2 separate regions of the Mus musculus genome follow, and region 1 is linked to region 2. The links are chromatin loops, found by intact Hi-C in ENCODE. Cell type or tissue: heart. All regions are shown on one strand. Each heading gives the region's core, and the rest is flanking DNA. Links, peaks and the distances in the headings are about the cores only.

Region 1 (10,895 bases), core at 3,482-8,481, 220 kb before region 2:
GAGCCCCAGTGAGGCCTCTCAAAAGCTAACAAGTTCTACAAAAGAACGAAATGGGGAGAAGACATTTGGGACAGGGATAAGTGAACATCAAAACATCCAAAGGGGAACTGATTTCTCCCAGAGGAATTAGCATCCTGATTGTCTTAGCATCCTGGCTCTCAAGGACACAAGCCCCCCACTTTCCCTGTCCACAAGTATCTACTGTCTCCACCATTTCAGTAGCAGCTTATGGGGTAGTCTGACAGGGTAGGTATCATCCACACAGGTCCATCCTTGGAGAAGCCTTCTAATTCCTCAAATGTACCCACTGGATCCCTCTCCCCCAACCCCTTCCAAGCAGCACCTTAGCCTGAAGCCATCAAGAGATGCTGGGAAGCAAGGAAAAATCAAGCAGGTAGTGATCTCCAGACAGAATCTACACAAAACCAGGATCCGTCCTGGCCTTGCCCATGGTCCCACCCACTGTGTCCTCTGGAAGATACCGGTTGCTTCACTCTGGCTTCGCTCAGGTGGGACTGCTGGTAGCCAGTCGCTGTGGCAGAGATGGCTGTGGTTCCTGATGCCTCGTGAACCGAGACTGTCTGCAAACCTGAGGGCACAGACAGGAAACAAATATCAGTCACAGGCCCCTTGGTTACCTTGGGGCTACCTCATCCTGCTGCTGATTCAGTTTCAAGTTTTGAAACAGGTAACTGAGTTTGCTGAGGCTTTTAGTCCTGTAAGGATTAACAGGTCCAGAACAGTTGCTGAGATAAGTTGAAAGGACAAGTTCAACATTGGGCGGCTGAGGAAGTTTGTTACTGCCACGGCTTGGCCAGGGGGTCTGAGACAGGAGATCTGGCTGCTCTGGGTCCTGAGCCCCTGGTTCCTACCCCACATGCCTAAATGGGATTAAAGAAATAGTGAAACTGGGTATACTGACCCATGTGTGAGATCTCAGCACTCAAGAGACAAAAAGATCTGTTTGAGGCTAGCTTGATTGCATAAAAAGGAGATCTTATCTCAAAAAAAAAAAATCAGCAGCCAACTGTCATGGCATGTCTTTCATCTCAGCACTCAAGAGGCAGAAGCAGGTGGATCTCAATGTCTTGAGGCTAGTCTGGTCTACATAGTGAGTTCTGGGCCAGCCAGTGCTACAGTGAGACTCTGTCTCAAAAAGGGAGGGATAGGGATCTGAACTCTCTCTGTGTTCCATGGTTCAGTTCTGAATGACGCCTGAGGTCCGAGGCATGAACTTAGTGCAGGATCCTTCCTGTGTGTCTAGGGCTTCCCACATCTCTTCCAGCTCCAGGCCCTCTAGCTAAAGACCTGGCTCACCATGTAGTTTCTTTTGGCCATTCCCATCATCCTGGGATACCAGCTGCATGGGCTGGTCAAGCTCAATGCTGGCCAGCAATGGCCGGGAGGACTCCCACTGGATGCTCAGAGAGCTGAAGTTATCGAATCGCCGGCCCTGTTGGTCATAGGCACCCAGGTCTAACAGGGGATTACGGTGACTGGATACTGGAACCTAAAAGAAACAATGATCAGATGCCGGGGCCACATCCAGGACTCTGGCACTACTGCCTGCCACAGGCATGCCATGAAGCTGGGAGTTTCCCTGTGGCTGGTGAAGGGGCAGAGATGAGCTATAACCAACATTCAGGAATGCCATCATTCAGGTGCCCAAAGTTCTGCCCAGATTGGCTCCTTTTTCTCCAGGGGTGATAAGGACTCCCCTTTTCCCTAACAAACAGACACAGGGTACACGCCAAGGAGAGGCAGCCCAGGAGAGGCAGGAGTATCTCCCTAAATCTGGATTGACCCTTGGCTCCAGCTCTTCCTGCGCAGGAAGGCAGAAAGGCCTCCATCTTTGTCTGCTTCGGTCAGGGTAGGAAGCAAAACCTATCGGCTGGGACTTTTTCATATTGTTTTTTTTTAGATTGATTGATTTATGTGTTTGAATGTTTTCCCTACATATACATATGTAAGCCTCATGCCTGTAGAGGACAGAAGAGGGCAGGATGGTTATGAGCCATCATGTGGGTGCTGAGAACTGAACCCAGCACTCATAACTACTGACCCAGGACTTTATTTTAAATATGAATCCTGTACTGTGGTTTTAGAGAGACAAATTCACAATTCACACTGTGATGGGGTGGGCTCTAGCATAGCTTACAGCTGATATAATCCATTCAGGCACAGCCCAGAAGGAAGGACTATCCTGTCACCTTAGGGGTAACTCACTAAGTCTAGTGAGATGTGACAAGTGATTTGTGGTAATTCCAGGGGACCCTCTGAGGCCTAAGCACAAACTTTCTGTACAATGGCTCTTACTGGTGGACATCTTGAGACTCTTGCACTATGCAGGCAAGAGCTGAGCTTACATTGCACAGTTGAGATATGTAGCTGTGGGGTTGGGGGCTGTTAATGTGACATGGCCACCCTGATTGATGTTGCACCAAGCTTCCTGCCTCTACCTCCAGGATCCCTCTCCAATTTCTTGTATCTCTCCTGGTTCCAGACATGACTAAGCATGCTGCAATTTAAGAACCACTCTTTCATATCAGCAACTTGGCTCTCCAACTGGGTACACCAAGGGTTTTAACTGGGCAGGACACAAACTGGGGAGCTGTGAGTGTGGGCAGGGACTGCAGAGCTCTTTCCCCAGACATCTCACCCTTCCTCCCAGCTTCTGGTAGAAAATCAGTGCTTTTCTGGGAAAGACATCAGCTCTATGCAAGCATGCCTGCAGGCTGACTAGAGCTTTCCCACTTTACAAAATGAAATGCTGTAGCTCAGACTCTTTCCAGAACTTGCTCACACTCTCACAGGCTTAGAGCAGAACACAGCAGGCCAGATGCTCCAAGGACTTCTGTGACACTGCTTGCTCCTTAGGCACCAGCTCAACCCAATCCCGGACTAATCAGTCCCCAGGTACACAGCAGCACCCAAGATTGTAAAAGGAACACTGAATGACCTGCCTGCAAGACCTGGACCTGCCCTGGTCTGACTACAGTCAATCATTCCCGCTGGTTGACTCCATACTGGTATTTCACCTTGCCAATAATTTACCCTGCAAACATGTCCTAGGTGGCTTCTGCATTTGGAGAGCTATAAAACTAAATTGATACTGCACCTAGATGCACCTTGGGGATATATCTTCTTCAAGGTCCCCTAATGGGACCATAAATCGCAGGGGCCACGCCTGAATGGCCGGCTCATGGCTTGGGAATATAGGGACTGATGGATCGCACGGCAGTTCTGTGTCCAAGGCCCATTACTTCTTGCTGACACCAACAACATGCAGTCCATTCTGAGTCAAGCTCCAGAGTCACGCCATCACCTTTCAGTCCAAGGCAGCCCTGGACTAACCCAGTCTGGCTGCAGAGAGACCAGAAACCCCTTGCTGGGCTCCTCACCCATGCTTAAAGTCAGGGAAGACACATCTGTATGTGATCTGGTTTTTGTCCTGCTGCAGCTTAGCAGCGCAGACTGCTCAACATGAAGGTCGATGCTCTCCCGGCTAGCATCCATTCCCCATGCTCTTGCTGTCTTAGTGTCCCTAAGTCTACACGAGGGTGCCTCTCAGAGGGACTCAGGGGCAATGTGCTCCTGGTTTGGCGCTCACTTACCCACAGTTGCTTGCTGAGCTTTTGGCAGGAGCCAGGCTCTGTTCTGGTGACTGGCAGAGACTGAACTAGGCAAGCAAATTCTACAGTAATAGGTCACTATAGGAACCGGGGAGTGAGAGGACTGGGAGGAGGGGTCAGGTATGCAGAGGCAGGTATGCCTTTAATTGAAGCCAAAGGCAAAGAAGAATCTGGATAAAGAAATAAGGGGCAAGGGCAGGTACAGTGAGGAAGGCATGGGGCCAAGAAAGGGGGAGCTACAAGCCCCAGGGCTCAGCCTATCCAAGTCCCTAGGACTGACTGGTAGGGGAAATGACAACGTATTCAAGCATGAAAGGCATAGAGTCAGGGGTAAGAACAGCTAGGGACCAGGGTCCCAAGATTCCACAGGCCACAGAAGGGACTTGGTGTTGCCACTGAGCCCAACTGTAAGCCACAAGCAGGTTTAAGCAGAAAACACAGAATGTATCATGGCTACTCTCTTGACTCTACATCTAGTCACATAACCCATCACTGGCCTCTGTCACCATCAATCATTGGTTCCCACAGCAGGTGGGGGCTTGAACACAAGCCAACTATCTCTCCTGTTGGAATCATGGTGAAACTTCTTCACTGACTTTTGCTCCCTGCCTCTGGCTGGGAGCCCAGCAGACAGATGTTTCTTGAGAATCCAAACTTAGCACAATGCTGTTCCCTCTACCAAGGACAATTACACAAAACAGATGTGAACTAAAAGGTAAAGCTTGCAGACAAACCAGGCAGAGAGAGAGAGACACACACACAGACAGGTGATGTGGGCCCTCACACATGCGTGGTAGCTAAAATGATCTCACAGAAGCAGAGTAGAGCAGGCGGGAGTCACTGGAGGCTTGGGGGGGATACGGGGGGGGGGGGGGGAGAAGGATGGGATGTAGCGCTGAACATGGGGAGCAGTATGCTCTGGGGTTCTGCAGCACAGGGGGGCAACTAAATACCAGAATAATCGATTACATGAAGAACGCCAAAGGGAGCAGTCTGAAGCTTCCCAACACAATGGAAATATCATTTGAAAGGAAGGGTTGCCCAGACTGATTTGATAGCTCACAGATTTTATATATGTACACACACACACACACACACACTGTGTATGCTGTAACTATGCAATAATGTGGTTTAACAAAAAGCTAAAAAGGCTTGAGGATTTCATCTCAACAAGTCTTCAAGTTGAGATATAGAAGTCTTTCTCTGAGCACCCCAATCCAAGGTCAAAAACAAAACAAAACAAAAGAGACGGTCATTGATTCTGCAGCAGACACTGGGGCTTAAGCCACCTGCAGGTTCTGAGTCTGTAACCCCCACCCCCACCCCACTTCCCACTCCTTGATGTACCTCTTACTGTAAACCATCCTTACTGGCACAAGTGAAGCAAGTGAAGGAGATACGTGGGGGTCGGTGGAGTATTAATTCTCAGCTCCAGGGTGAACAAGGGCCAGAGAAGGCAAAACCGCCTCACAGATCCACACCAGAGCAGTAGGGGAAACAGGTGTGCTTGACCCCACCAGGAGAGATGAAGGCTGGTCCTCAAGGCCCAGGCTGTACAGCTGTACAGCTCTCCTAACCAAGCTTCCACCAGACGGTGAGGATCAAAGGCAGAGCTGTCTTTCACCCACCAGGGACCCGGCTCACAGCACCCGCCCCACAGCTGGAAAGGCTATGGACATACTCAGCATCAGAAGGTTCATTCAGATGTGTGGGAGGCCTGGATGCACAGAGGTGATCAAGCCCTACTCTGAGATGACTTTGGGAAAACACAGACCCTAGGAGGAGCAGCTGCTGGGTTTGGAGACGGATAAAGCTGGTTCCGCATTTTCAACTCTGCCCACCTCAGAGATGGTCATGGTGATGGGGGAGATGAGGCTATGAGGTGAAGGTTCCAAGCCCACAGAACTGGCCTTAGCCACCATGTACACAGGAGGGATACCAGAGTATGTGCTGGAGGGACGAGGAAACCATGACTTCCTTCCTCCATGCAGGGCCGAGGCTACTTTCTCCCACATCCCTGAGCTGGATGCACTCAGGGCCGGGGGCTATGAGACTCCAGAGCTGAGGACTGAACCTGTTGACTGACCTGCTTCTGGGAAAGCCAACCTGTAGGTGTTACCCCCACCACCGCTGGTTGAAGGCCCCAGGCACTTTCTTCCCCTCCTGACACTTACTTTGGAATGCCCTGCCCTGTGACAATACAATGCTGATGTCCTCTCTCCTCACAGCCCCCAGTCCCATTCTGACCACACACAAAGACAACACCCCTCACGAACAGCTGAAACCACAGGATGCTCCACAAGGGCTCTACAGCTCCTCAGGTGCCCAGCAGAGGGCAACAGCGAGTCTGGGCCTGAGGGGTTGTGTCTTGCTTGGCTACTACAGAAGCTCCTGGACTTAGGATGAGGTCACACCCCAATGACACCATCTTGAGTTAACACACCATGGACTGTTGTGCCCCACCCCCTCAGCCAGCCTGACCTACATGTGCTCTGACATGACAGCCACTGACATCAGCTGACAGTACACAAAGACATGGGACTGAGTGAATGCCCATGAGTTATGGACAGCAGAGCTCCACAGAGCATCAGTTTCCCCTATGGTGCTGAAGCTGACTGAGGCTGTGACTGGCTCCACTGGGCACACAATTAAGGGAAGATGAACTGTTTAGTACTAGCCTGGGAAAAGACCAAAACTCCAAATTGGCTTCTAACAAGTGCCTGCCACCTTCCCACCCCTATAACAGAAAACCAGAAGCTAAGTATGTATGTCTCGCTGTAAGCTGGGAACAGCTATGCAACTGGACTTTGGAATGTCTCCCACCTTTGCAGGCCCTGGATTCCCTCATGCAAGGTGCAAATGGAAACACCCCACACAGCTCTGGCTGTTAAGATTCAGGTGCCTGCATATAGAGTCCCAGCTCTCAGAACAGTCAAGACCATGCATGGGTGCAGGGAGCTAAGGTTCTCTTGTCGATCCACCAGGCAATGTCTCCTCCCTCCCCAAGAGTGGCCATACTCACCACCTGCTTATTCTGCTGCAGCAATGGGCAGGATAGGTCCAGCTGCGGGAGGGCATAGACAGGCATGAGAGTGAGCCTGGATGGTGGGGCACAGATGGACTTCACCACAGTGGGCTCCACAGCAGGGAAGGGGTTAGAGAGGCTGGGCCGGTTCCCCACGGACAAAGCAATGACCTAAAGGAACAAGAGGAGCAGTCAGACACCTGAGCGTAGTCCCTCCTCTCTGAACTGAGACTTAACGTCCGTAGGACAGTGACGATGCCTATACCCCAGGTACCATCTACAAACATCTCAGAGAAGAGGCAGTTTAGGAGATGCCTCATGATTCCCCAGGACATCAGGAAAACTCCATAGCTGAAGCTGGTCCTGGACATTTGAAAGAGGAATCTGTGCTAACTTCACACCCATCAAGGCGAGACACAGATGGAGGAATCTGCACCCTGAAGGTTAAGAGACCTTAACTGTGAAGGAATGGGTCAGAAAAGGGGATGTACAGGACAAAGCCCAGTGGAGAGGCCAGAGCCACAGGTGGAACCACCTAACTCCAGGCCCACTTGCTCCTCCGAGCTAGAGGAGAGAGGCCAACTATGCAACAGTGCACAGGACAGAGCAGGAGCTGTCAGAAAGGCCTGCTTGTGGTTAGACTGGGGCCACTGAAGTCAAGTGCAGCCTCTGGTTTTATATGCAATACAGCTAACAGCTGCACCTGAGGGAGCTAGCATCCCCAGCCTCCTCAGTGACACACAACTTGAGGACAGAACAGTCTGCTCTGAGGCAGGAGGAGGAAGGCACCTCCTGACTTTCTGCCCATGATACCACAAGTGAGGAAGCCCAGAGAGTGTAGGCCTTAGAGGAGACCTGACCTATAACTTCTACAGGCCAAGGCAGGAACTCCAATGACTCAGACAAGCCAAGATAATTCGTTGCTACTCTTAGTCTTAAATAACCGCTGAGTCATTTCTTCAGCCTCAGCTTTTCTTGTTCTTAATACTGTCCTATACTTCTACTAGCACCTCTAGTGAGGGCTTTCTCCAGGCACTCCTTTGACACAGCAGCCTGCTTTGGATTGCTGATGTCAGGGGGCTCTGTCAAGGTGTACATGTGCATCTTCAATGGACTCTGCATTCTTTTTTTTTTTTTTTTTTTTTTAAAAGATTTATTTATTTATTATATGTAAGTACACTGTAGCTGTCTTCAGACACACCAGAAGAGGGCATCAGATCTCATTACGGATGGTTGAGAGCCACCATGTGGTTGCTGGGATTTGAACTCTGGACCTTTGGAAGAGCAGTCGGGTGCTCTTACCCACTGAGCCATCTCACCAGCCCGACTCTGCATTCTTTTCACTCTCACTTTTCAGTTCATGGTTCTGCCTGCTCTCTGTTCCCGTATGGGGACTCTCAGAAACAGATCCATCAGAAGCCAGAAGAGTGCAAGGCCCACACACAGACGTGGCCAGGCCTGAGGAATAGGGTACTATGCCCAGCCATGCAGGCTCTGCGGGAACCCAGGATACGACACGCTTGGTTCAGTCCTCTTAATCTTCCAATATTTTTTGGTTTTCAGCACTAAACCAAAACCAAACCAAATTCTGAAACTGGGCATAATAACTTATGCCTGTAATCTCAGCACTTGGAAAGCTGAGGCAAAGTGAGTTCAAGGTCAACCTATGCTACATAATAATAAAGTGCATTCCATTCAAGCCACCCTCAGCTGCATAGGGAAACCCTATCTCAAAACAACCAAAAGTTCACACATCAGGCATTGGCACATACCCCCAAATCCTGAAAGAAGAAGTATGTGTGCTAAACCCAGGTCCAGGGTCACAAACTTTTTGAAAGCTGCCCGACCCTGAAACATGGGGTTTTGTGACTCCTGATCTCAAACCTCTACCCCTACAGCAGTAGATGGGGGGATACTATAGCCCTGGGAAAGAGGAGGCCACTCTGACTTTTCTGGTGGCTTTAAGAAAGCTGATGTGTACTGGGGATTCCAACAGCCACATTCTATTCAGTTGGCAGGCCACCTCACTGAGCCTTGGACTCCCATGTTCTTGGATACAAGAGGAACAACATTCTCATAGCTCTCTGAGGACTGAGTAAATTTTCTGTCTCTCCCAGTAGGCAAGGTGGCACTGAGAGTGACTGTCTACTCACCTGCTCACCCAAGGCCTGGCAGGTCATGAGGACCCGGTGCTGCTGGTAATTCCGGGAGGCTGGAGGACCCAAGAGAGACAGGCTGATGCTGCCTGTGTCTTCAGAAGTGACATTCCGAAAGAATTTGGAAGGTTCCAGGACCCATGGCCTGGGGCCTCCTTCAAACAGCATTTCCTTTGAGGAGCCTAGGGTCACCACAGCAACAGAAGAGGGATCCACAGCCTGAAGAAAGAAGGGGAAAGCTTAGCATTGCTCTGGGAGGAGGTGGCCAGGCAATGCTAGGCATAGAGAAGTAAGGTCCCCACCCTGCTTGGGGGACTGCCAGGCAAAGCCTGTGTCCTCTTTGAAATTCAGTCTTCACATGGGTATCAGGCACAGAGTGGCCATGAGTTAGGGGCTTTGGGAAGAATTAAGTCCTCATTGGAGCGGGGAGTACACTAGAGTGCAGGGCATGGTGGTGCCCAGTTTAATTGCAGCATTCAAGAGGCAGGGGCAGGGGTGGGTTTCTACAAGTTCAAGCCCAGCTTGGGCTACATAGCAAGTTCTAAGCTAGTTGGAGTCACATAGAGACCTTGTTTCAAAATAAGATAAAATAAAACCCTAGAAATTCCTACCTAGGATCTATCCTAACACAGACTACATGGGAGAGAAAGGACTTCATGAACAAAAACATGCTTTTCATGCTCATTTCTCAGAGGTAAGAGCCAGCAACACATTAATATTCACAAAGAAGGTTCTGGGAAGGCATGATGCACTTCGCACAGGTCCCAACACAGTACTTACTTACCAAGTGCTGAATGTAGGGCATAAGACTGAACATATACATTAATCCTACCATACTGCCACTACTACTACTTCTACTTATGATTATTATTATTATTATATTCTATGAGTAGTTTACTTCTTCTCCTTCTCCTCTTTCTCCTTCTCCTCCTCCTTCTTATTATTATATTCTATGAGTAGTTTACCTGGGTGTATATCTATGTACCACATGCATTCACAGAGGACAAAGAGGGCTCTGATTCCCTGAGACTGGAGTTCCAGGTAGTTGTGAGCCACTATGTGGACGTTGGGAGTTGAACAGGAAGAGCATCCAGTGATTTAATGACTGAGCATTTCTCCAGCTCCTGCTTTAGCCACTGAACCGTCTCTCCAGCCCCCACCCCAACACACACATACACACTGCGCTTTAAAAAACAAAAACTAGCCAATGTGAAGGCAGAGGTCTGTAACTCCCACTACTTAGGAAGCAGTTTAAGGCCTGCCTGGGTTACATAGCAAAACTATCTCAAAATAAAAATTAAAAGGTTTGAGATGTGGTCAAGTGCTTGCCCAGCATGCTCAAGGCTTGCTCTCTGGTGTGGAATGCTCTGTGTGTGTGTGTGTGTGTGTGTGCGTGTGTGTGAATGCTGTGTGTGTGTGTGTGTGTGTGTGTGTGTGTAGTGGAAGATCGCTTTCACAGGAAACAAAGCTGCAGACAGGCGATGCACAGGGTTCAGGTGTCCCTGGCCAGCTTGCTCAGGGCCAGCTCAATGTCTTGCTCCCAAGCTCTCTTCGATTTCCTTTTGTGTTTCAGGGTTGTTTTGTTTTCTTTTTTGAGACAGGTCTCATCACTGAGTCCAGGCCTAGACTGGCCTGGAACTTAAGATCCTCCTGCCTCAGGCACCTGAGTGCTGGACTTACAGCTGTACACAACCACACCTGGCTTTATCTTCCTCACCTGTGTGCAGAGGCACCCAGCACAAGTCTCTAGGTCCGTGTTATATTTGGCAAAGAACAGTGCCCAGCACTCTACAGATTCTCAACACTAACTGAAGCAAACTGTGAATTAGCCAGTGAGATCACACAGCCCTCAAAGTCTCCACTAAGCAAAGGGAGAACTCACAGAGCTTTTGACAGAGAGCTTCTTATGGACTATGGTGGTTGTGGTGCTAAGGAACTCGTAGCCTGCCCACAGGTACCAATGACAGCACTTGGTGACTATTCTAGTTTGCTTCCTATTGCTGTGATAAATACCATGACCAAAAGCAACGTGGGGAGGAATGGATTTATTTGGTTTACACATCCCAATCACAGTCCATGAGG
Region 2 (10,895 bases), core at 3,210-8,209:
ATACAACCTTAGGTTTCCATTGTTTCTCTAAACTGACTACATTCTAACTCTTCTGGCTACTTTGAGACACTAAATTAGTTACACCCCACTCCCAGGTGCTGTGCTGTGGCACACTGGAATATTTCCCCCTCAACCACACTGCATCCCTCACTGATTGCTCTTTCTCTGCCCTCCCCAGAGCTTGCTCTCAGCTTCAGTGAGATCAACTTTCCTTCCTTCTTTTTTTCCCTTCCTTCCTTCCTTCCTTCCTTCCTTCCTTCCTTCCTTCCTTTCTTTCTTTCTTTCTTCCTTCCTTTCTTTCCTCCCTTCCTCCCCCTCTCCCTCCCTCCCTCCCTCCCTCCCTCCCCTTTTCTTTCTAAAGATTTATTTATTTTATATATGTGGGTACACTGTCGGTGTCTTCAGACACACCAGAAGAGGGCATTAGATCCCATTATAGATGGTTGTGAGCCACCATGTGGTTGTGGGGAATTGAACTCAGGACCTCTGGAAGAGCAGTCAGTGCTCTTAACCTCTGAGCCATCTCTCCAGCCCAAGATCAACTTTCAAGGACTCCATTTATGTGACAGAGCACACACTGCTTGTCTTCCCATGCCAGACTTGGCTGCCCTCTATACTTGGAGTAAAGTGGAACTGTTTGGGTCCCCTCTGCGTTGGAGAGCAGCTGGACTCCCATTGGTTCACTTGTCTCAGAGAACACTGTACTGTGCTGCCCAGTTCATCCCCTCTGCGCTGATTTAGAAATGTCCCCTGTTGGATTGTGATCCCTTTGCCCTTCTCTCTCACACCTGTGGGTTTGTCCGCTCTGAGGGTGACAGTCACTGTACTCCTGGCAGCTCCCCCCCCCCCCCCCCCGCCAGGGAAGAGGGTCCAAGGGCAGGAACAGTTCTCCCTCAGTGGAAGCAGTCGGAGGCTAGGGGCTTGGCTCACACTGGCTCAACCCACCAGAGGATTTTGAGTTACATTTTCATTACTTCCTGTTTTGTTTTGTTTTCTACTCCATGGACCCAACTCCTTGAGAGCAGAACTAGTCCCTAACTCCACTGGGAATGGTGGTTGGGTGATGCACACAATGCACAGTACTTGGGAGATGAGGGCAGAAGGAGTAGGATCAAAGTCATTGTCAGCTAGAGTGGGCTCAAGGCTAGCTTGGCTCTCTTATGCTCAGGAACATTGATGGAAACCACATGCCTGTTTCAGACCATCACAGACCCCTCCCAGGGACCACAGCCTATCCTGCATGTTCTTGGTTGAATCTCAGCAGCTTTGAGGACTGGGAATGAATCATAGGATTTGGGTTTTCCAGGGGTCGTCCTCAGGATCGGCCTGGAGCTGTGGGGTCCTGGGCAGCATGACCATGGGCATGGGCTTGTGTGAGGCTTCTTCTGTAGAGGACACATGTGTAGGAGTGCATGCTGTCTGCAGGTGTCTAGGCTCTAACCTGTCCTGGCATAGGGCTTCCCTGCAAAAAGTGGTACCCAGCAGCTTGCATATGTGTTTCCCAAAATGGCAGGCTGAGGGGCACAGAGCTAACTTGCTGTTGGCCTGTGGTGGGCAGGGTGTGTGGGGTGTTCTACCTAAGCCACTTGGATGTGCTATTAACCGGGGTTCTTCCTGCAACAGAGGTAGCAGGTGGCCCCTGGGTTCTTGACGTTTCATTTAGAGAAGTTTGGAGCAACATGTAAATAGTGAGAAAATGTACATATGTTTCTAGGCCTTGAACTTCTCTGGAAGCCCCAGGCCTCTTCTGAGATCCCTAAGTCAAGCTGTTCTCTTGAGAGTTTCTGAAGGTCACATGGTTTCTGCAGGGTAGCCCGGAGCCATTACAAAGCTCTTTGTGCACAAACAGAACTGTCCTGATGTGGGCAGGGCAGTCCCTCCTCTGGGGGCGGTGAGTTGGGCTCACAGGAGGTCTGGGGGCCTGAAATTGAGTCTGCTGATTCTTCAATCCTGCAGAGTTCTGGTGTACGGGCGAGCAAGGGCGCCCTCTTGTGGCTGCATCCCAACTCCAATGATTAAGAGCCAAGATGGATTTGGGCAGGTAGGTTTAGGGGAAAGGTGTTTTCAGTGGTGTGGGAGGTTTTGAAACGTCACATTGTGACCCAGAGGGGCTTGGGAACCGGTTTAGTGTGAGCTGGGGACAGAAGTCTGTGGGGGACAGTTGGAGGTTAAATGAGATGGTTCTTGAGGGAACCCACAGTGCTGACTTGGAGCAAACAAACAGTCCATACTTAAACCATATGTCTGGACCCATAGTCACCTTAAGGCCAACTTCTCTGCTCCGCCTAGGACTAACGGATATCTACATGTGAGAGTCTTCCTGGTATACAACCACTTGTGAGGGCACAGGGGTTTCCTGGTCCGTGAGCAACATTCTCCACCAAGAAAATTGAGGAGATGCAGATTCACCAGGGCCTCCCAGCAGCCCCGTGCTTCAAGTTCTGTGCTAGGGGCTCAACCTATTTCCCAGAGATGGGCAGAGAGGGTCCTGGCTTACCAAGGGTCATATAAAGATTAAAATTCTATGAGGGTGGCCAAAGCCAGGAGAATAAGGAAGGCCACAGACTGGCAGAAAATAATTGCAAATGACATAGCTGATAAAGGACTATTGTCCAAGGCATACAAAGGACTCTTAAAATGTAACAATAGAAAATGACACAATTACAAGGCAGGCAAAAAGCTGAGCAGACACCTCAGCAAGCATGCCTGCAGATGGCTGATATGCATGTGAAAAGATATCCTGTTTCTGTCATCAGGGAATTGCCAGCGAGACCCAGCTGCTGCAGTCCTCTCACTGAGATCTCCCCTTCCCTTCCAGTTCTCCTTCATCAACAGCCACCCAAGAACATTAAAGAGAAAGTTCCAGAAACAAATAATCCAGGGATTGGTGCAATGGCTCAGTGAGTAAAGGTACTAGGTAGAAGGAAAGAACTGTGTGGGTTAACCTCCGACCCACACAGGTGGCACACATTTACCCACAGCGTGCATGCACACACAGGAATGATAAGATGTTGAGATGGCTCAGTAGGTAAGAGCGCTTGCTGCACTTGAAAAGGCCTTTCAGGTGGAGAGAATCTGGAGGTGCTCCCATCATTTGAAGAGGAGCTTAGAGTGCCCCCTTACAAGTGAAGATGGTTCAGTTCCCAGTGCCCACATAGTAGCTCACAACTCTGGTTCCAGGGGGTTTTCTGGCTTCCACAGGCACCAGGCACACATGTGGTGAACAGACATACGTGTAAGCAAAACACTCATACCCATAAAATGAAAATTAATTTAAGAAAATAAAAAATTTAAAAGAGGTAATTCCTAGTTTTCTGGCTCTGACCTCTTCCAAATAGAGTGACATAATGCCATTCTTCCACACTCAGTCATGTTTGGAGTATCAGTTGCCATGACAGCCAAGCAGGTATCATTTGACGTTTTGGTTGTGGAATCTACAGTCTCATTCCAGTCCTGGCATTCAAATGGTTGTGTTTGTTGTTCACTCTCTAATTGTTTTAAGATAGTCTTCTGTGGCTCAGGCTGACCTTGAACTCACTGGGTAGCTGAGACTCCTGCCTCCACTTCTGAAGCACTAGGGTTATAGGCACGGCCACCATACTCAGCAAAGTGGCCTTTGCTTTTCTTAGATAGCTCCAGAGGGCAAGGGTAGTGATGCTGGGAACCCAGATGGGCTGAAGAGAAGCCAGGAGTGCACCCCTCAGTGTGAAGAGGGGTTGGAAGTACTCCCCTGTGGTGCTTTAATGGGAAATGCACCTATAGGCTCAAATATTTAAACACTTGGTCCCTAGCTGGTGACTCTGTTTGGCGGAGGTATCTATGTGTGGTCTAGTGGGAGTAACTATGGGAGGATCTACACTGAGGGGGGAGGATCTACACGGAGGGGGGAGTAGCTACACTGAGGGGGAGGATCTACACTGAGGGGGGAGGAGCTACACTGAGGGGGGAGGAGCTACACTGAGGGGGAGGCTTGAGAGCACTCAGCCTCTCCCAGCTTGAAAGCACTCCTCCTTTCTCTGTTTCTACACTCTCTCTGCTTTGTGTTTGTGCTTGAAAATAAGATCGCTCAGCTTCCTGCTCTGTCGCCCAGTCTGTTGAGTGCTGCCATACTTACCCTAAGGGACTCTCATCACTCTGAAACCATAAACCGTAATCCTTCTTCCTTCCATGACCATGCCTTCCTTGGTCATGGTATTTTATCACAGCAACAGAAACGTGACTGATAGAACTCTTCATGGGAAGGGGATCTGGGAGTGCTCTCCTCAAGGGAAGAGGAGCCAAATGTGCTCCCTTCAGACAAAGAGAATCCATAAGTGCTCCAGTCATATGAAGAACTGTGAGTGCTCCCTCATGTAAGGAAGAAGTGAAGCGAAGAGCTTTCTCTGAGTGACAGGGAGTAGGGTAGGGAGGAGAGGGGAGAGAGCAGGCACATTACTTTTGCTACAGCGCCCCAGAGCATTTGCTCCATGGTATTGCTACTGCCCTGTACTATTTCTGTCACAATATCTTACCATGCTCCATTTATAAAATGAATGATCATGCCAGGCAGTAGTGGCACACGCCTTTAATCCCAGCACTTGGGAGGCAGAGGCAGGCAGATTTCTGATTTTTTGATTTTTTTGTAGACCAGCCTGGTCTACAGAGTGAATTCCAGGACAGCCAGGGCTATACAGAGAAACCCTGTCTTGGAAAAAAAAAAAAGATAGGCAAGCATATAAAACAAAAACACAAGATCCATAGGACTAAGGGCCACCCACAATTTTAGGTGCCTAGTGGGGATCTTGGAGTGTGTCCCAGGGTAATGGGGGACACACCCACTTTGATCTTTATTGAGGTCCAAGTGAATTCACCAAGGAGAGACTGTCACGTCCCTAAGGAGTATGACCATACAGGTTGTTGAAGAGTTCAAAGAACGGTTGGGGTTAAGACAACTAGGGATGAGGTAAAGGGGATAGAGAAGGAGGGAGAAGGCAGAGATCCCAGGTAGAGGCAGAACCTGTGGCCTTCATCCCAGGGTACCACTGAGTCTCCAGGGCCAACGGTCTTAGACACCCTACATTTGTCACTACTCAGGATATCACAGGGCAACCCAGTGCCTGAGAGCTGTAACATAAGTCACTACAGGAGCTGAGCGGCCCAGTACCTCAGACCCACCCAGGAGCTGTGCCACTAGAAGGTAGCTAGCTGCTTGCTGCCCCAGTTAGCTGTGACACCCAGGTAGCTGCCTAGTGTTACAATAGCAGCCCAGTGCCAGGGCCACTGGGGGTTAAAGCCCAGGGTGATGAACCTCCAGCATGAACACCCACAGCTCTGAGCTTCTAGCTCCTAAGTCTAAGAAGCAACAGGGTCCTGGATTCCAGGGCTGTGGCTGCAGCCTCTGGCTCTGTCATCTGCCAGTCCAGCTCCCAGCACCTCGGCCCTCAAGGGCTGGGACTGCTCAAACTGGAAGGCTTCTCTTTGTCTTCTCTGACTCATATCTGGGTAAAGAAGGACCCTATTGGCTGACCAGAAACAGCACAATTCTAGGGACTGCCACAGAGCTTCAACAATCTCACTCCTAGCTTGATACCTGATTATCTCCATAGCTGTGGCCTCTCCAGGCCATAGGCGGTGTGTGGTGACACCTGGTGGCCAAGAGCGGGATTGCTAGCAGTTGATGCAGCTAGGGTAAACTTCATTCTAGCCAGTGTAGGGCTGGGGAGTCGCCTAGAAGCACATAAGCAAGGGGGTGTGCGGAGTTCAGATGACACCTTGTACCTGTTTCCAAATTCTAATGAACATGATACCTTCCCCGTCACCCTTGCCACAGGCACGGGATCACTGTTGCTTTGGCTGTGGTTGTCTGGCTTTTCAGAGCCTCTGTTTCCTATTTTCTCTCTGTTTATGGGAATTATACTAGTTTGAGACCTGCTACTGGAGAACGCTATAGGGTTAAGAGGCCCACTGGAGCCCCACTATGGCTTCTGATAACTGTAATTTCTGTGTAATTGGCATTTAAAAAAGACTAGGTGTGCCTAGCTGCCAGCCCACATGCACAGACATGAGCATGTACATGCTGGGCGGGAGAGGCCCTCTGGAAAGGCAACTCCTGTGTGTGGCCAGTATGGGGTGCTGACCGTAGCATTTGCTGAATTGGTCTGGCCACCCACGTGAGAGCAGGCAGTTCTGACAGCTGCGCTGGGGTAGTGGCTGTAAATGGGGCCTGTCCTACCCTGGATGCCTGGAGGACCTGGTGTCTGTGTGTTTCTCGGTAAATGCATGTGATTGTGGAGAGCCTGGCTGGTGGCACCCAACCTGCAGCTCTGTGCTGTTTGGTCTTTGTGGTCCCCAGGCCCTTGGCCAGCCATTCCCAGGGGTGGGAAGTGATCCAGGCCTGGCCCACTTACCTTGCCTGCTCTGAGAGGGACAGGTGGCTGCATGCTTGTCCTTACACCTCACCAGAATCATCCTCCCTTCTATGCCTGTCTTCACTTTCTAGGCCCAGAGAGGTTGCAAATCCTTCTCAGGATTGCACAGGGTCCTCAGCTAGGGCTGATGAGAGGCTGGGGTGGGGCTGGTTTTTCTGACTGAGTCTATCTGCCAAGCCTGCTGTCTCAGGAGGGGGTTGCCAGTAGCTAGCAGAGCATGCTCCTGACATGTGCTGTGTTCATCTCACCATGGCTCTCCATTGCTTGCAATACGAATGAGTTTCACAGCCCACCATCCTGGCCCCACCCTCTTCAGTCTTGTGGCCATCACTCCCTGCCGAACCCTGTGCACCAGTCACCTTGCCCACTCTTCTTTCCCATTCTGGACCTTTTGCTTGGAGAGCATGGAAACTCCTATACATCCTGCAATGCCCAGCTCTGAGCACCCTCCACAGAGTTAGAGCTTCCCCAACTGCTTTCTAGGTGCTTGCTAGTCTCACTTCTCAGTGTATGTGCAAATGAGTTCCCCTCTGAGTCCCCAGCACCCAGCACCAGGCATGGAGCAAAGCAGACACAGATACATGCTGAGTGAATCAACAACACAGGCATGCTCTTGCCAGGATGCAAACTAGCTGGGAGGAAGATCCAGAGTGGGCCAGGACCGGGGTATGGGGCAGGTTGGTGGAATAGGAGTTGCCCAGGTATCCTCTCCTTAGCCCTGAAGCACCTGCTCCTGGCTCCTCCTTAGCAGGGGCTGATGATAACTCAGCTCTGGCCCCAGGTACAGGGCTCAGACTCTGAGGCCGTGCCCTGGTAGGGTAGTCAGAGACTCATCCTCCTTTCTGTCCATTTTATCAGATCGGAAGCTCAAGGCCAGTTCTGCTTGGCTGACACTAAGGTTTCTGTCCTCCCTGTTCTAGGACTTTGACCCTTTGAAGCTCAGGAAGGGTGGGAACAGGAAGGGACAGTAGTGCTGCTGTGCTGGCTCCAGGGCTTCGGCATCAGGGTCAGGGTTTGTGCCTGAAGTTCCCACCCATAGCCGAGTCATCAGGCCAACGCCCTTGGGCCAGCCGAGCCATCCCTGTGGGAGGTTGGCAGAGCCCGAGGGATGGTAGCTGGGATTGAGGCTTTCTGAATACTATCCTGCCTCCAAAGGTCAGGCCCAAAGAGAATAAGGTTCCTTTTACCACGGCTGGGGGACAAGAACTCCAGCACCAAGAAGGCCAAGTGTGCCATGACCCAAGTCTGGGCTGTTCTCTCTGTGGTTGAGGCTGGGAGGCCTCAGCTTCTTCACTGTGAACAGCACAGCCTTGGCAGCCATACCCTGGCCTACTCACTGTACACCGCCTGCACACTGAAATTTGTGCCCCAGACTAACCTGTCCTCTTGGGGAGTCTCCTCCAGACCACATGGCCTTTGCATAACATCCCACTTGTGGCTCCAGACATGGCTGCTTCTAAACAGGTAGGAGTAAGGCGGGGTTCTGCATGGAGGAGAAGGAGGAGTGAGGGGGAAGAAGGGGCTATGATGATGGTAAACTGAGTCCCAGTTAGTGGCACCAGGTGTGGCATAAAGCAAAGAAATGTTTGTAGAGAATTTAAACAACCTTGCGCACACAGCTCAGTGGAAAGGCAGGTCTTTTTCAGATAGTCGACAGTTGTGTTTGTCAAAATGTTCAGTCTATGGGCAGAGCAAAAATGCAGCAGTGGGTTGGGTGACCATGAGAGGGGTGAATGAGAAAGGTGTGCATAGGGTAGTCCAAGCTGGAACAGGAGGGAGGAGAGATAGCCCCTTGGCAACTCCATTGCTTTGGGCTAGAAATATGACTCCTCTTTCACACTCCCATATTCTATCTATTGGACCCCAGAACATTCTAGATCTCCCCCCCTCTGTTCCCCAACATTCACACCCCTGGTGAGTTCTGCAGAATGAACTCTGAGGACATTCCCGAACTTGACCCCATCCCTCCGTAAGCTTCTCTATTTCAGACCATCCTCGTGTGCAGACCTAGCTGCTCCGGCCTGATCCCTGCCCCATGTCTCTCTTGCTGCTAGCCTCCAATGCCCCAGCGTGCCTCTGCAGGAGACTTGCTTCTGTGGATACAGCCCTTTTCTGCAGTGCCTGACTGCTTGGGCTAACCTACCCCTGCCCACCTAGGGTTCCCTGGAGCCGCCACATCTCCCAGATGCTCGGTAGGCTAAAGTTGCTGCCTGGCCTGGGACCACTCCCTTTGCCCCAGACATTGCTTCCTGATGTTCAGAAGGCCTCTTTCCTTTCCTCTTTTCCAGAAGGCCCCACTACCCCATGTGTTTTCTCAGGCATGCCCTTGCTGGCCACCAGGTCTTCCATGATGACCCTCCTCACCACCGTGCTCTTCCTCTCCCTAGAGAAGTGTAGCTTCCTCAGAGCTTGGTCACTTACAGATAGTGTTCCTGTCCTCAGTGTGAAATAGCGGGGGCTTCAGGAAACAGGTGCTCTAGGAAACATGATGGACTTTCAGTGGGAAACCTGGGTGTCTTGGATAGTAGGGGAACTTGCAACATGTCCCTATCCTTTCCCCAAACTCAGTCTCCCTACCTGTGTTCTAAGGCTCAGCTCCCCTTCTCACAGCTAGTAGCATCGTGTTGGGGGAACCAAGCCTTTCCTTTATCCTTGAAGAGGGTTACCATGGAAACAGTCTTGGCTCGGGCTTAGGGAGCATCCAGTCCTTTGTTAGACTTGGGCCTGCCTTCGGCTTCCCCCTCCCCCGGCTTCCCCATCCCCCGTAGCCTGAGATCTAGCTGTGAAGAGACCAGTGACTAAGGCGGGGCCGCACAGGGAGGGGGGCATTATTTTGGCTGTACACCCCTCCCCTTCCCTCCCCAAATTGATGTTTGCGTCACCAGTTTGAAAAGCTCTCGAGGACAGGGCAGTGTAGCCGGAAGATCAAGTCCCTGGGCACTTGACCCAGAGGCATATTCCCAACCCACGTGGCTTTAGGGACCAGCTCTCCGCCCTTTTCCGTGCCCCGGGCCCTGGCATTTCCCGCTCTCCGTTCTGCAGTGATAAGCAGGGTGGGCGCCGTTGCCTGCTCGCGCCCACCGGGGCAGGATGTGGGCCTGGCGGGTGCGCAGCGTAGTCAGCGTGGCCACAGGTGGACACTCCCGGGTCCCTCTTCAGGGCCCACATATCCAGAGCGGGACAGCTGCTCACGGGGAGGCCGCGGTGAAGTCGGGCCGTTGACTCCGGGCTCTGACTTTCAGCCTGGCTTGGAGCCATGGGGCAGGCATGCCGGGACTCTCAGGAAGAGCCCGGACTCCAGCGGCAGGTGGCGAAGCTCAGCTGCTGAGTGCCAGTCCCTAGCGTGGCCAGCCGCCTTTGGCCAGTGCAGCTAGGGCGTGCGCCAAAGCCACCGCCGCTGAGGATGTTGGACGCCACCAGGAGGCGCTGCGAGCGTCGCGGATCGTCAGTGCGTGTGTCCGAGCGGTGGCTCTGGCAGAAAGCTATCCAGGCGCAGGGGCGCTAGGCGCTGGTCCGCGGAAAGCCGAGGCGCAGGTCCTAGAACTTTCTACCCGGAGATCACACACTCTGAGCCCTGCTGATTGCAGGTCTCTGCTCCAGATCGCAGGGCTGGTGCGCTAAGGGTTTCAGTAGAGAGCAGGGCTTAGACACTGCAGCCCACGGCCCTGTCCTGTCCCGCAGAATTCAGATCTCCGTTCTGCCTTTTCCCATCTGTGAGACATAGGCAAGTTCCTAGACTTCTTGGTGTCTGATTTTCCTGCCTTGTGAGATGAGATTGCTGCGAGTAGCGGGTTCACCGGGTTGCGACAGGAAACCTGGATCACTCCCAGATGTACACATGTTCCTGCCCATCACAGCACGGTTGACTAGTAGGTTGGGCGATGCGGGGCCTCAGCAGTGGAGACACAGAGAAGCAAGTCGCTGAGCACTGTGTCCTGGCAGGTGCTCGTGAGGACCAGACGGCATTTAGACTAAACTTTTCTCCTCCTGGCGAGACAAGAACAATGAGAGGCTCCCCCAGGTTGATTTGGGAGGCAAATTCAGTGCCAGACCACCCTCTTCCTCCCAGCAGAGACCGTCGCCCTTGGTCGTTGTGCTCTCGGTTGTCCTCCCGCGTCATACAGTCTACGCCCCTCGGAGGCTGCCCACTGGTGTGCAGACTGTAGTGGACAGCATCCCGCAGCGGGCGAATGCTTATAGTGCGGGGCTTGTTGCCTGACACATTAGAGGGCCTGCAGCCGAATCAGCTCAAGTTCGCTGACTAGAGGCATGTAGGGTGATGAAGAGGGCCCATTCCAAGCCTCTACCGCGAAGTACCTAGGCCAGGTTCACTTCTGCACAGGGACAATCAATACATCCACATCATGGCTAATGGGTAGGGCTGGGGGACGCTGTTGGAAAGAGATAAAGTCAGGGAAGACTGTCCTAGACAGATCTGCTAGGACAAAGAGTAGGAAGTGGCTTGCCTACAGGGAGTCAGTGGAAACT

The links. Hi-C counts contacts between places; a loop is a spot of excess contacts. Peaks named below come from ENCODE experiments on the same cell type or tissue, not always from the same donor. Only the 100,000 strongest peaks of a DNase experiment are listed, where the experiment ranks them.
Region 1: a loop joins it to region 2, with 7 times the contacts of the local background. A loop is called at or near these places in 9 of 42 quality-filtered maps.

What each region holds. Positions count from the first base shown.
Region 1 is chr6:91,053,908-91,064,802 of GRCm38, forward strand. It overlaps Nup210 (nucleoporin 210), which reads right to left. Exons shown (of 40, transcript NM_018815.2): 15 at 8,811-9,032; 16 at 6,655-6,828; 17 at 1,318-1,510; 18 at 483-589. Among named protein-coding and RNA genes, the nearest start is that of Gm38860, 49 kb to the left of the region's middle. In heart, for the core only: a CTCF peak has its summit at 5,960 (motif pointing right); no DNase peak of the experiment used is centred there; H3K27me3 peaks cover 804 bases.
Region 2 is chr6:91,275,784-91,286,678 of GRCm38, forward strand. No RefSeq gene overlaps it. Among named protein-coding and RNA genes, the nearest start is that of Fbln2, 68 kb to the left of the region's middle. In heart, for the core only: no CTCF peak of the experiment used is centred there; a DNase peak (open chromatin) is centred at 5,628; H3K27me3 peaks cover 3,436 bases.